Regions from separate parts of the Homo sapiens genome. Here region 2 is linked to region 1. A link is a loop called in an ENCODE intact Hi-C map of the cell type or tissue named here. Cell type or tissue: breast epithelium. All regions are shown on one strand. Each heading gives the region's core, and the rest is flanking DNA. Links, peaks and the distances in the headings are about the cores only. Region 1 overlaps POU2F3 (POU class 2 homeobox 3). Region 2 holds the start of POU2F3 (POU class 2 homeobox 3).

What was found. Hi-C counts contacts between places; a loop is a spot of excess contacts. Peaks named below come from ENCODE experiments on the same cell type or tissue, not always from the same donor. Only the 100,000 strongest peaks of a DNase experiment are listed, where the experiment ranks them.
Region 2: it touches region 1 in a loop (12-fold over the local background); 97 of 110 quality-filtered maps call a loop at or near these places.

Annotation. Positions count from the first base shown.
Region 1 is chr11:120,295,030-120,300,395 of GRCh38, reverse strand. It overlaps POU2F3 (POU class 2 homeobox 3), which reads right to left. Exons shown (of 13, transcript NM_014352.4): 4 at 2,006-2,131; 5 at 670-772. Among named protein-coding and RNA genes, the nearest start is that of TLCD5, 28 kb to the left of the region's middle. In breast epithelium, for the core only: no CTCF peak of the experiment used is centred there; no DNase peak of the experiment used is centred there.
Region 2 is chr11:120,239,288-120,244,653 of GRCh38, reverse strand. It overlaps POU2F3 (POU class 2 homeobox 3), which reads right to left and starts at 4,514. Exons shown (of 13, transcript NM_014352.4): 1 at 4,283-4,514. The coding sequence starts at 4,310. In breast epithelium, for the core only: no CTCF peak of the experiment used is centred there; DNase peaks (open chromatin) are centred at 3,143 and 4,643; H3K4me3 peaks cover 1,404 bases; H3K27ac peaks cover 1,378 bases; H3K27me3 peaks cover 1,371 bases.

The DNA.
Region 1 (5,366 bases), core at 307-5,306:
TAAACGGTTCTGGAACTTCCCAGTAGGTCACCAGAGGCATAATAGAACTACCTACTTTACAAGGTTATTTTGAGGAATGTCAGAAAAATTACTCAGAAGAGCTCCTGGCACATCATGCTCAAGAAATGTTAGCTATTTATTAATAGTTCAATCTATTTGCTCTTGGCCAGGGAGAAGTTCTCTGCGAGTAACTTCCCTGCCAAAGAAAACCTGAACACCCTTTCTACAACCTGTGGGTGGCACTGCTGCTCTCTCCAAATAGAATCACAGCCAGGCTTCCAGGAAGCAAGTCTGAATCTGTGTCCAGGAGAGATTTCCAAGGAATTGGGACTTGTCTGTACTGCATTTCCCAGGGCGCTTCCCCTCCCTTGTACAGCATAGCTCTGCTCCACGCCTGCACCTTCCGTCTCCACTCACCACGAAATTGAGGAGGTGGACCAGACCACCCAACAGGAGGCTGGGAAGGGGAAGCAGAGAAGGAGACTAAGCCTGGAGGAGCATTGCCAGGGTCCCTTCCTCAGACCCTGGGGTGGATAAGTAGGTCTTAATAGCAGATGGGTGACTGACTGACGCATGCTCTCCAATTAGGCCCCCTCACCCAGCAAAAAACAGCAGCAACAGCAGCACTTGACTGGACTTGGTCTAGGTGGAAACCCCCAGGGTTCTTACCTTGCTGCCCAGGCTGGGTCTGAGATAGCAGGAACTGGGATACAGACTGTAAGTGGCCGGGAACCAGCACAAGCTGCTGGAGCGGATGGAGGGAAGCCATGTCCTACACACGGAGAGATACACATACACCACAGAATTTACAAGCTGGGGACATCAGCCCCATCTGCCTGCCACTCGTCCGTCCCAGGGGTCTCCAGACTCAGAGACTTTGCAGGCTGACCTTGGTTTATGCCACTGTGTATCCCCAGTGTCTAGCAAATAGTAGCTACTCCGTTAACACTGGTATTGTTACAGCTTCTGCCCTCAGCCTAGGAGTCCTTACTACATATTGTTACTTAACCCTTGCCTCCTGAGTTAATTTTTGTATGTGTCAGTCCTGTCTCCCAACTAGACTATAAAATGCCCTGAAGGCAAAGCCTGGGTATGACCCATCTCTCAAAGTTTATCCTAGAGATAACATGCAATCCCCAACTATCCAATTCTTTTTAAATCTCATGCCACCTGGTTATGCTAAAAGCCATGCCTCGGCTGTTTCCTGGGCCAGAATCTTTCCTGGAGGGTGTTGGGGTGGGAGTTGGGGGGTGGAGCAAACTATTCATTCTTAATAAAACCAATTTAGTTAAACAAAAAGTCCAGGATTTCTCCTACCAGCCCAGGACATAGGACTAATAATTCCGATGCTTGGGGGATCGGGGAGTCCTCTGCAATGGAGACGCCAGAGCTCTGTGCCCCATGAGGTTGAGCTTAGGTTTGTGCACATAGAGAAGACCTGAGAAGCCCTGCTAAATGGCAGGTGAAGGGACAGATGCATATTCTTATGTGTTTCCAGAAAGGGGTGGCTCTTTCTCCCCCAGGTGATCCCTGCTGAGAAGAGGTCTCGTCATGTGAACGCCCTCCCGGACCTTGGCTGTTACTATCTCAGACGCCTCTTTCTTCCCCCACCAGCACTCCATTCTAGTTTGGCTCTAACAAAAAACCTTAGGGGAGGCAGAGTGGGCCCAATGGGGACAGAAACATTCTCTAACTGCAGCAGCAGCTGTCAACCTAGGATTCCCCTGAATGTGGCTGGCAGACACCAGCAGCTCAGCTGTTAGGTCCTTGGCTTTGGCAAGCCTGGGTCCTTTTTGTCTCTGAGAAGTAGAGGCCTCCCTCTTCACCTCCCTAGCTAGGCTTCACCTGTAAGAGGACTGTTTTAGAACCCTACTCACAGCCTCCAGATCTCTTTCCCACATTGCCTGCAGGGGGTTCTTTAGACGAGTACCAAGCATGGAAGTCGAGCATTTCACAGAGGGATTGGGTTAAACACACTGGCCCACTGTGAAAATCACAGTGTTACCTGACATGGGCTGGCATTTAGCCCAGACATTTGGTTTCCGGACATCATGGCAGGTCCTTGACTCAGGTGGCATGGCCGATGGGAGAGGGTCTGCTGCAGGGAGTCACTGAGATCTTCGGTTTTAATCTGCAAGTGGAAGCAAGAGGAGAGCGTCAGTGCTGGATCCCGTCAGGCAGTCAGAGATGGAAATGGCAGGAAGATCCAGGCAGGAAAGGAGTGACCAGCCTAGAGAGGAGAGAGCTAGCCCAGGGCCTACTGGGCTGCAGCTTACTTTTCCTGCCTGTGTGTGCCCTTCCAGCCAGGGCAGCTGGGCAGAGGCCTGTGTGAGTGACCCTGAAATGACAAAAACGATAGTGTAGTGAGTTTCAAAAGTAGGGCTCGATGTAGGAATTTGAGACCAGCCAGGGCAGCATAACAAGACTTCGTCTCTAAACCAAAAAAAAAAAAAAAAAAATAGCCAGGCATGGTGTTACATGCCTATAGTCCCAGCTACTTGGGAGGCTGAGATAGGAGGATCATTTGAGCCCAGGAGTTTGAGGCTGCAGTGAGCTATGATCACGCCACTGCACTCCAGCCTAGGTGACACAGTGAGACCCTGTCTCTTAAAAAAAAATGGATTAAATTCTTAGAAATTCTGAGATGATATTCTTTTTTTTCTTAGGAGGAAGAAGGTTAAAATTTATTTAGGACAGGATAGTGATCCTAAATGGCATTCTTAAAACTCTTTACCTCACAGAGTAAAAAACTGGCAACTCTTTACTGATCTCCCTCAAATTCTGTGTTTTATTTTCCTCAATGGAATCTCATCTATGAAACCCCAAAATCTGGGCACCACTGATCTGGAGGAGTCTCCCTCCCCATCTCATTTGTCTCCACACCTCTCCATCCTCTGTGTCTGCCTCTGCAGCTGGCCCTCTTCACCTGTGTGGCTTTAGTGACAGTCTTTGCCTGTCTCCCTACAGGTGAAGGCATGTCTCCCTCACAGCCAATGCTGTAGTTACAGCCTGAGGGGCCCGTGGTGGTTTCCAACCTCTCTCCAGTCTCCACCACCCTGCAATGACAGTACTAACCACCCATGCGTGGGCTTCCCAGGTGTCCCAGGGCAGGGCAGGAAGTGCTGCTTGTGCCTACCCCTCATCCCATCCCAGGAAAACTACCCTCTTGCAGCTTTTCAGGAAGTCCCTTGGGAGGGTGTCCATGTGACTTTAAATTCATATAATGTGATGGGGGCACGAGCTCTAGACCATACTTATAAGAGATATTGGGGAGACCCTCCTATGTGGACATCTGGTTGTTCCCTATCCAGATAGAAACTCTTAGCCATAGAGATGCTGGCTTAAACCATTTTCTTGGTCTACACTGCGAATATCACTGACATCCTGGGATATCTTCTGTTTGTGTTAGTTTAACCTAAGTTAAAAGTTCAGACTAACAGCTAAACTTGTGCTTAATTCTTGCGGAAAAAAATGGTGCTTTGGATCACTAAAGAAAGAATTCCTTATAAACAGCTCTATTATAAAGACATATGCACGGGTTATGTTCATCGCAACACTATTCATAGCAAAGACATGGAATCAACCTAAATGCCAGTCAATGATAGACTGGATAAAGAAAATGCGGTATATATACACCATGGAATACTATGCAGCCATAAAAAGGAATGAGATAATGTCCTGTATGGGAACATGGATGAAGATGGAGGCCATTGTCCTTAGCAAACTAATGCAGGAACAGAAAACCAGATACCACATGTTCTCACTTATAAGTGTGAGCTAAATCATGAGAATACATAGAGGGGAACAACACGCACTGGGGCCTGTTGGAGGGTAGAAGGTGAGAGGAGGGAGAGGATCAGGAAAAATAACTAATGGGTACTCAGTTTAATATGTGGGTGATGAAATAATCTGTACAACCAACTCCCATGATACAAGTTTACCTGTATAACAAACCTGGACATGTACCCCTGAACTTAAAATAAAAGTTAGATAAAATGAAAAAAGAATTATCTTTGGTTGGACAATTAGGAAGATCCTACTAACATTTGAGACTGAGGAGGGAGCTAATGTCCTAAATATGGTGCCTTTCACATAGTGAAAACCCAAAGAACATTAATTGAACAAAAGACATAAGCAAAACCCATTTCTCCACAGCCTCCAATGAGGTACAGGGAAGAAAATGTTGAAGATGTGCATTGAATGCTGATCTTGTTTCTAGCCCTAACTCCGACTCTAATTTACTACGTAATCTTGAGCCTCTATGGGACTCAGCCTCTATGGGACTCAATTTCCCCGTCTATTGTATGATAGTCCATGATTTTTCTCCCTGTCGACAAATGGAATTACAAATTCCAATTCCCTAGTGCATTTGGTAGACGTGGCCCATCCAGGTTGCTGCTGTGTTCTTAGACAAAGCAGATCTAAATAACACCAAGAAGCCCTGGTTGCACAGAAATTGGTAAGAAGATGGCTGTTTCAGGGACAGTCTTTGGAAATCATTCCTCTCACTTAAGGAGACTATTATGGAACTCTGGAAGCAAAGAGAAGGAAGCGGGAGAGATGGGAAATAGCACTGTGGGGGTAGAGAGTCAGACATTCAGAAAACTCAAAAAACATGGCTGCCTGGGAGTTGTCTCCAAGAGCCCCACTTCTTTGCTCCATGCCCCTTCAGCTGTGCCCATCCACACTTGGCATCTCTAAGAAACTCTGGTGTCCTAGTTCTTCTCCCCAAAATTAGAGTTTCCATATCCTTAGATTCCAGGAAAACATGTGTTAGCAAGTTTTTAAAAACTAGAAATAGATGATAAACTACTTATTTCAAAATGACCACCACCACTACAACTTTAAGGTTTGATCTGAGAGGGGATTTTACTTAAGCCAAGTCTTTGTGGTCCCCACCTCTTCCCTGCATAACCTCCTCCTGCCCCCAGGCATCTGCCATCCCAGAGGGTACTGGGGAGGCAGGATGGAGGAAGGGGGACAGAGGGAGAACGTGGAGCACTGGAGGTAAAATCATGCTGGTAGAACAGCCTCTGGCAGCTTGGCCCACTTCCATCTTGGAGGCAAGTGGCAGGGTTCCTCTGTAGACTCATTATGCACAAGGGAGAGATAAGGAGAGGCAGCTATGACAGAGCTTGAAAACATGTGCTTTGCCTCCAACCTGGGCGCTATCTGTTAGAATCTGTGCCAGGTCTTCCTGCAACACTTAATTTCAGAAACCAGCGCCATCATAAAAGAAAACGCACCCTTTCATCTGCTTCCTGGATCAATTGCCCTTCAGACTCTTTGGGGGGCACTCCCAACCTCCCAGTTGTAAAAATGAAGTGCGTGATAGCAGAAAAGCCCTTTGGGTGTAAGTTTGGGGG
Region 2 (5,366 bases), core at 95-5,094, 56 kb after region 1:
GAGTCAGAGACTGCTGGAAAGGTGCACAGGAAGTTCTCCCCCACTGGTGGTTTCAATTTGCTTCATCAGCACCAGGATTCAGAGCATGGGATTTGGCATCAGACAAACCTGGATTAATCTCAATGCCATCACTAACTAGCTAGGGGACCCTAGCCACATATTCGGATGTGAATTTTCTCACCTAAAAATGAGAATAATGATATACACTTCCCAGGGTTTTTGTGAGGATTAAATGAAATACTGAATGAAAACTGCCAGGAAAGGAGTTCCAGGCACAAAGTAAGCACCTAATAAATGAACTAATTAAACAGACACTTAGGCTTAGATGCTAGTCCGCTTCCCTTCCTGCCTTCTTCTCATGCCCCTCCATTAACCCCTTGCCCCATTATAAGGAATAGCTTTGGTTTTCTGTCTCAGCACCATTGTAATTTGTCCTTTATCTGGGAAACCATTAGGATTCTCCAAATTCTGACTTCACAGAAAAAGTGTTCATGAGGACAGGAAAAAGTTAAGAGGCAGTGACGCTGGGATGATGACCAGAGTCTCTGAATCAACTCATTTCAAACTCCTGAAATTTAAGAAGGTAATTCTTTAGCTAAACTGTAATCGCATGCCTAGAACCCAAATTCTCCTCCAACACCCATTCTCCACATCACCTTCATCAAATACACACAGAAGCTCTCATTCATCCTTCAAGTTAGCCTGACATTTAGTCTTAATCATGTCTAAAAATAACTTTCAAAGGCATCAACCCCCTCCCCTCCTCATCTGCCATGTTGTCTACTCATTTGATGTATCCATTATGGGATCAACAAGGTGCCACTTCAGGATTGGAGGGGCAGGGTGAGATAACCTATCAAGCCTCTTCTTGAGTCCCATAGGATGCTAAGACACTGAGAACCTGTTCCTGTTGGGTAGGAGGCTGAGGCTGATGGGTGGGACGAGCTTTTGGGTCTCAGCCTAAAAATGGGCCAACACCGAAACTCCCTGAGACACTGTAACCCTTCACCTGTCGGACAGCACTTGCCAGGGGTGAGTGAGAGAGGTGTGGGGTGGGGCCAGGCTCCTCTGTGTTATCTCAGCCAGACACTGAGTAGGCTCCTTGCCATCACTCCCTTCCCTGGGGAGGCTCAGCTGCTCTGTGAAAGAGCCCAGACACCAGCTGCAGACCCTTGGCTGCCCCACTCAGCACCATCACACCCTGAAGTTAGCGTTGGCTTGACCAGGAGTGGGCCCTCCTTAGACATCTGTGAACCCCAGGGAAGAAAGCTCGAGAGGAAGCACTCCCCACAGGCTGCAGGCTGAGGGTCCTGGACCTCCTGGGACCAGGCTACTCTGGGAAAGCAGAAGCCACAGCCCTCTCTCCTAGTGTCCATCTTCATGTTCTTGGAAGGACGGGAGCTCCCTCTGGCTCCTCCCGCACATACCTGCTGATGGCGGCACTTCCACTGGGAGACTTCAAAGGACCCACCGGCCCCACTTCTGAGCTAGCCAAGGCTCCAACTCTCCGCCAGAGGAGACTTCTCTCATTTCTTCTCAGTCCCATCATCAGGCCTTCCAACCCAAATGCTATTCCTGAGCTCCAATTGGCACCCGTCTGTGAGACTCAGCCCCCCTTTCCCAACCTTGGTGGGGAAAAGCTCACAGTGAGGAGAAGGGCAGAGAAAGAGACACCTGGGGCAAACCAGGTGTGCCCCCGCCCGCTGGCTTCCCACTGTTTTCCTTTGTCTCTTATCTGCCTCCCTAGCTGGCTGTCTCGGGTCTACTTCTCTGCCTGTTTTTAGTCAGGGAGCAGGGAGCCCCTCCTTGCTGCAGAGCCCCTGTGTCTGGTGACCCTCTGCCTGCTCAGGTCTTTGTGCTTCCAGGTGAGAGATGCTCTATAAAGTACAAGGTGCGAAGGCTCCAGGCAGACCTGAATCATGGCTCGTACCCAGGTTATCAGAGCAAGACAATGGGGCTAACTCCAGCTGGCCTCAGTGCGAGTGGAGCCCTTGGAGTGGGCGACCCGGGAGCAAGCCTATGCTCTAGTTTGTGTGCTCCTGTTCCTCCTCCTTCCCCCATCCAAACTCCTCCAGTAAGTCAATTAAGGAGGAGACCCCAAGGACCCAGCCCTGGGAATTCACAGGAGAAGTACTATTTATCAAGATCAGTAGGATACAGGATTACCTTGGCGGGGGAAAATGGGACTCAAAAGAGACCACATTTCCAAAAGAGGATCCTGGACTAAGGGACCCTAGAGAGGGACCCATAATGAGATATTCCATAGAGGGAAGAGCGATCCTCCTTCACAGACCCCACAGCAGGGTGCGCACTGGAAGACCCTACAAAGAAGATCTTGAACAGTAAAGGCCACCAGGAGGACCCAGCAAAGAGAGCCCTCTAATAGAGACCCAGTTAGAGAGATGGGACAGAAAGTCCTAAACTCAGAGACCTCTGGAGGTGCCACTGAAGGGGAACCCTCAGACACTACAGAGGGGCCAAGACCCAGAAACTGCACAGGGAGGCCAGGTAGCCCTGAGGGGGGAATGGGCTGGGGAGGGAGCAGGCAAATGGAGAGAGATGAATTGGGCAATCTACCCCCAGGTACATGGAGATCCCGCCCTGAGGAATCACCCCACCTGGGGTTTAGCTCAGTCTCCCCCCATGTGTCGGGAATACCTGCTCACAGGGACAGGGTGGAGAAGGTGTCTGGGCTTCTGAGAAGCATCAGCCAGGAGCTCACTCCTGGGGAAGGCATAGAGGCCAAGCCCTATGCCTCAACCTCATCCTCTGGTGTTCTCTGCTCTCTGCTATATCCTCTGAGGCCCCAGGCTGCCTCCCTGCTGGGTCCCAACTGTCCCACCCCCTCCCACTTCCACAGAATGGGAGCCTCCAGTAGACAAGGAGGTGGAAAACCCCCAGGAAGTCTGTGATCTTGGTGCTAAAAAACTTCCCATCCACTGCTAAGCCCACCTTTCTGAAGAGACTTGCTCCCATTCAAACCCTGGCCTTCTCTGCGGGCAGTGAAGGGGAGAGCACCTACCCGGGGATCTGCCCCAGGTATGCCCAGTCTAGAAACAGACTTTCCTCAGACTCTGGATGACACCCAGTTGGATGGCTTCTTCCGCCTCACCTAGCCTTTCTGGCACGTCCTGGAGAGCCACTCAGTGCCAACATCTCACTGCCAGTCTGCCTCTCACTCAGCCCTGCCAGGAAACAGCATCTGGGGAACTGGGCACTCCAGGTCCCCTCCCTCCGGGCACTCACTGACGCTTGTTTTCAGGCTGGGTAGGCCTCAGGCCTGCTCTGCTTCTTGGGGTGGGTCTGGAGCATTGCCTCCTCCCTACTCTCCCAGAAAGGAGACCAGGTAACAACATTCCCATCAACAGCCCCGAAATCCTAAAGAAAGATCACTGGGTCCTGCCCACTTTGAGAGTAAGTTGCTAGGTTAGAAATGGCCAGGTCAGGTACCGCTTTCTTCACTTGTTCTTTGCTCAGGCCCTGTGACCTCCAGAAGGCCCACCCTAACAGGAAGCCCCAAGCCAAGCCCAACCTGGCTGCCTGGCAGCTCCTGCCTTAGCCCAGCTGTGGAAGGAGGAACAGCAAGGTGAATGGAGGGGCTGGGTTCCCTCCATGCCCACCTCTCATTCATTCATTCAGGGAAGCCTGACTCCCGGCAAAGCATTTGCATCTCCTAGGTTTCCACCCCTTAGGGAAGGAAGGCATGGGACATGGAACCCAGAGGATGTGTCTGTCACCATCCCTTCTCAAACACATGGGGGCATGGCCCCTGCCCCAGGGGCACCTCTGTAATTGCCCCACCTCAGCCACTTCTCCTAAGCCCCCCAACCACCTAAATGTCCGCTTTGCCTCCATTTCACACATATGCCCGGACACCAGCACACAGCATGTGGACATACACATTTCCCTCACTTATGCACTCCCAGGTCCACACCCCTGGCTGAGTGAGTGAACCACCCATCCCTGCAACCTCCTGAGACTATGACAGTTCAGTACACCCACGTCCCATACAACTGCCACTCCCCAGACCGGGGGCTTCGAAGCCCTCCCGCCCTTCACCAGCCCCCACCCTCATTCTTTTCCAGGGTTTCTTATCCCAGATCCCCTCCCTTTAGTCCCCAAATACTGACCGGCACCCACCCCAGGACAACCCGCTATCCACACCGCCCTCTCCTGGCCGCTGGGAAACAAGCCCCCCTCCCTAACCAGAACGTTGTCCCTCTCCTTCACCCCTGCCCACGCGCAGTGACACCTGTCAGAGCTCATTCCCTCCGCCCCTCACCTGTGTGCATGGACTCCAGATTCACCATCCTGCCCCAGGCGGGGCCAAAGCCAGCGCCCCCCCAGGCCCCTCGCCTCTGCCCCAGCCGGGGCCCCTGCGAAGCCAGGGTCTCCTTCCTCCAGTTCCCGGCCGCCGCCGCCGCGGGAGCCGCTGCCGGAGCCGTCGCCGCCACTGTCGCGCGCTCCGCTGCTCCGGCCCGGGCAACACTCGGCGCCGCCAGGATTGCCACACTCCCCAGGTGAGCACGCGGCGCGGGGCGGGGGCCGCCGGCCACGCCCCCTGGCAGGAGCCCCGCGCCTGGCCCCAGGCCCATGCAAAGCAGTGATTTGCATACATGGAGCTGGGGACCTGGGGAGGGGGCCGGGGGTGCTGCCGGGGCGGGTCTCGATCCCGCGGAACACCTGCCTGCTCCAACCCAGCCTGGCAGCACCTCCTCACCGCGCCCGGAGTGGCGCCAACTCCTGGTCCTGCTCGCCCTTTTTAGGAAGCCCTGGCGGGTTCTCCAGCCTGAGCCCGAGCTTCCTTCTGGACAGATCGCGAAGTGTAAGCGCTGCAAGGAGTTGGAGTGTTTGGAGAAGTCGCGGGGGTCTGCTGGAAAGAATTCAGTTTTGGAATCTCGCCTCCCAACCGCTTACCAGCAGTGTGGCTGGGACAAGGTTCTTCACCTCCCTGAGCTCATTTAACTCACCTGTAAAACAGGACAGGTGCTAATCGGGTTCCCTATTGGGCTGAGCAGGTGACCAAGCTCACCTAGCCCCCATGGCATCCTCACAGCATTGTGGGATTTAGACGGGGTGCAGTTTATTATTAGCAGAGTTTCCAGGTGCACACAACTGCTTCCTGCTTGCCCCTCCAGTCTCCCGCCCCAGGTCCCAGGTTGCTGTGAGGCTCTACGAGATGATGGATGTGGAAGTTACCAGTGCCCAGGCTTTTGGTGACAGCCACCTTCCAGAGCGGGGAAGCGGCTTGCTCAAAGGTGCACACTTCCCTAGTGACAGAGCCTGGCTGGAATCAGGTCTCTGGACTCCCACTCCAGTGCTCTTTGCAGCACCCATCATAGGCTCACCCCTTTCTCTTCGTCTCT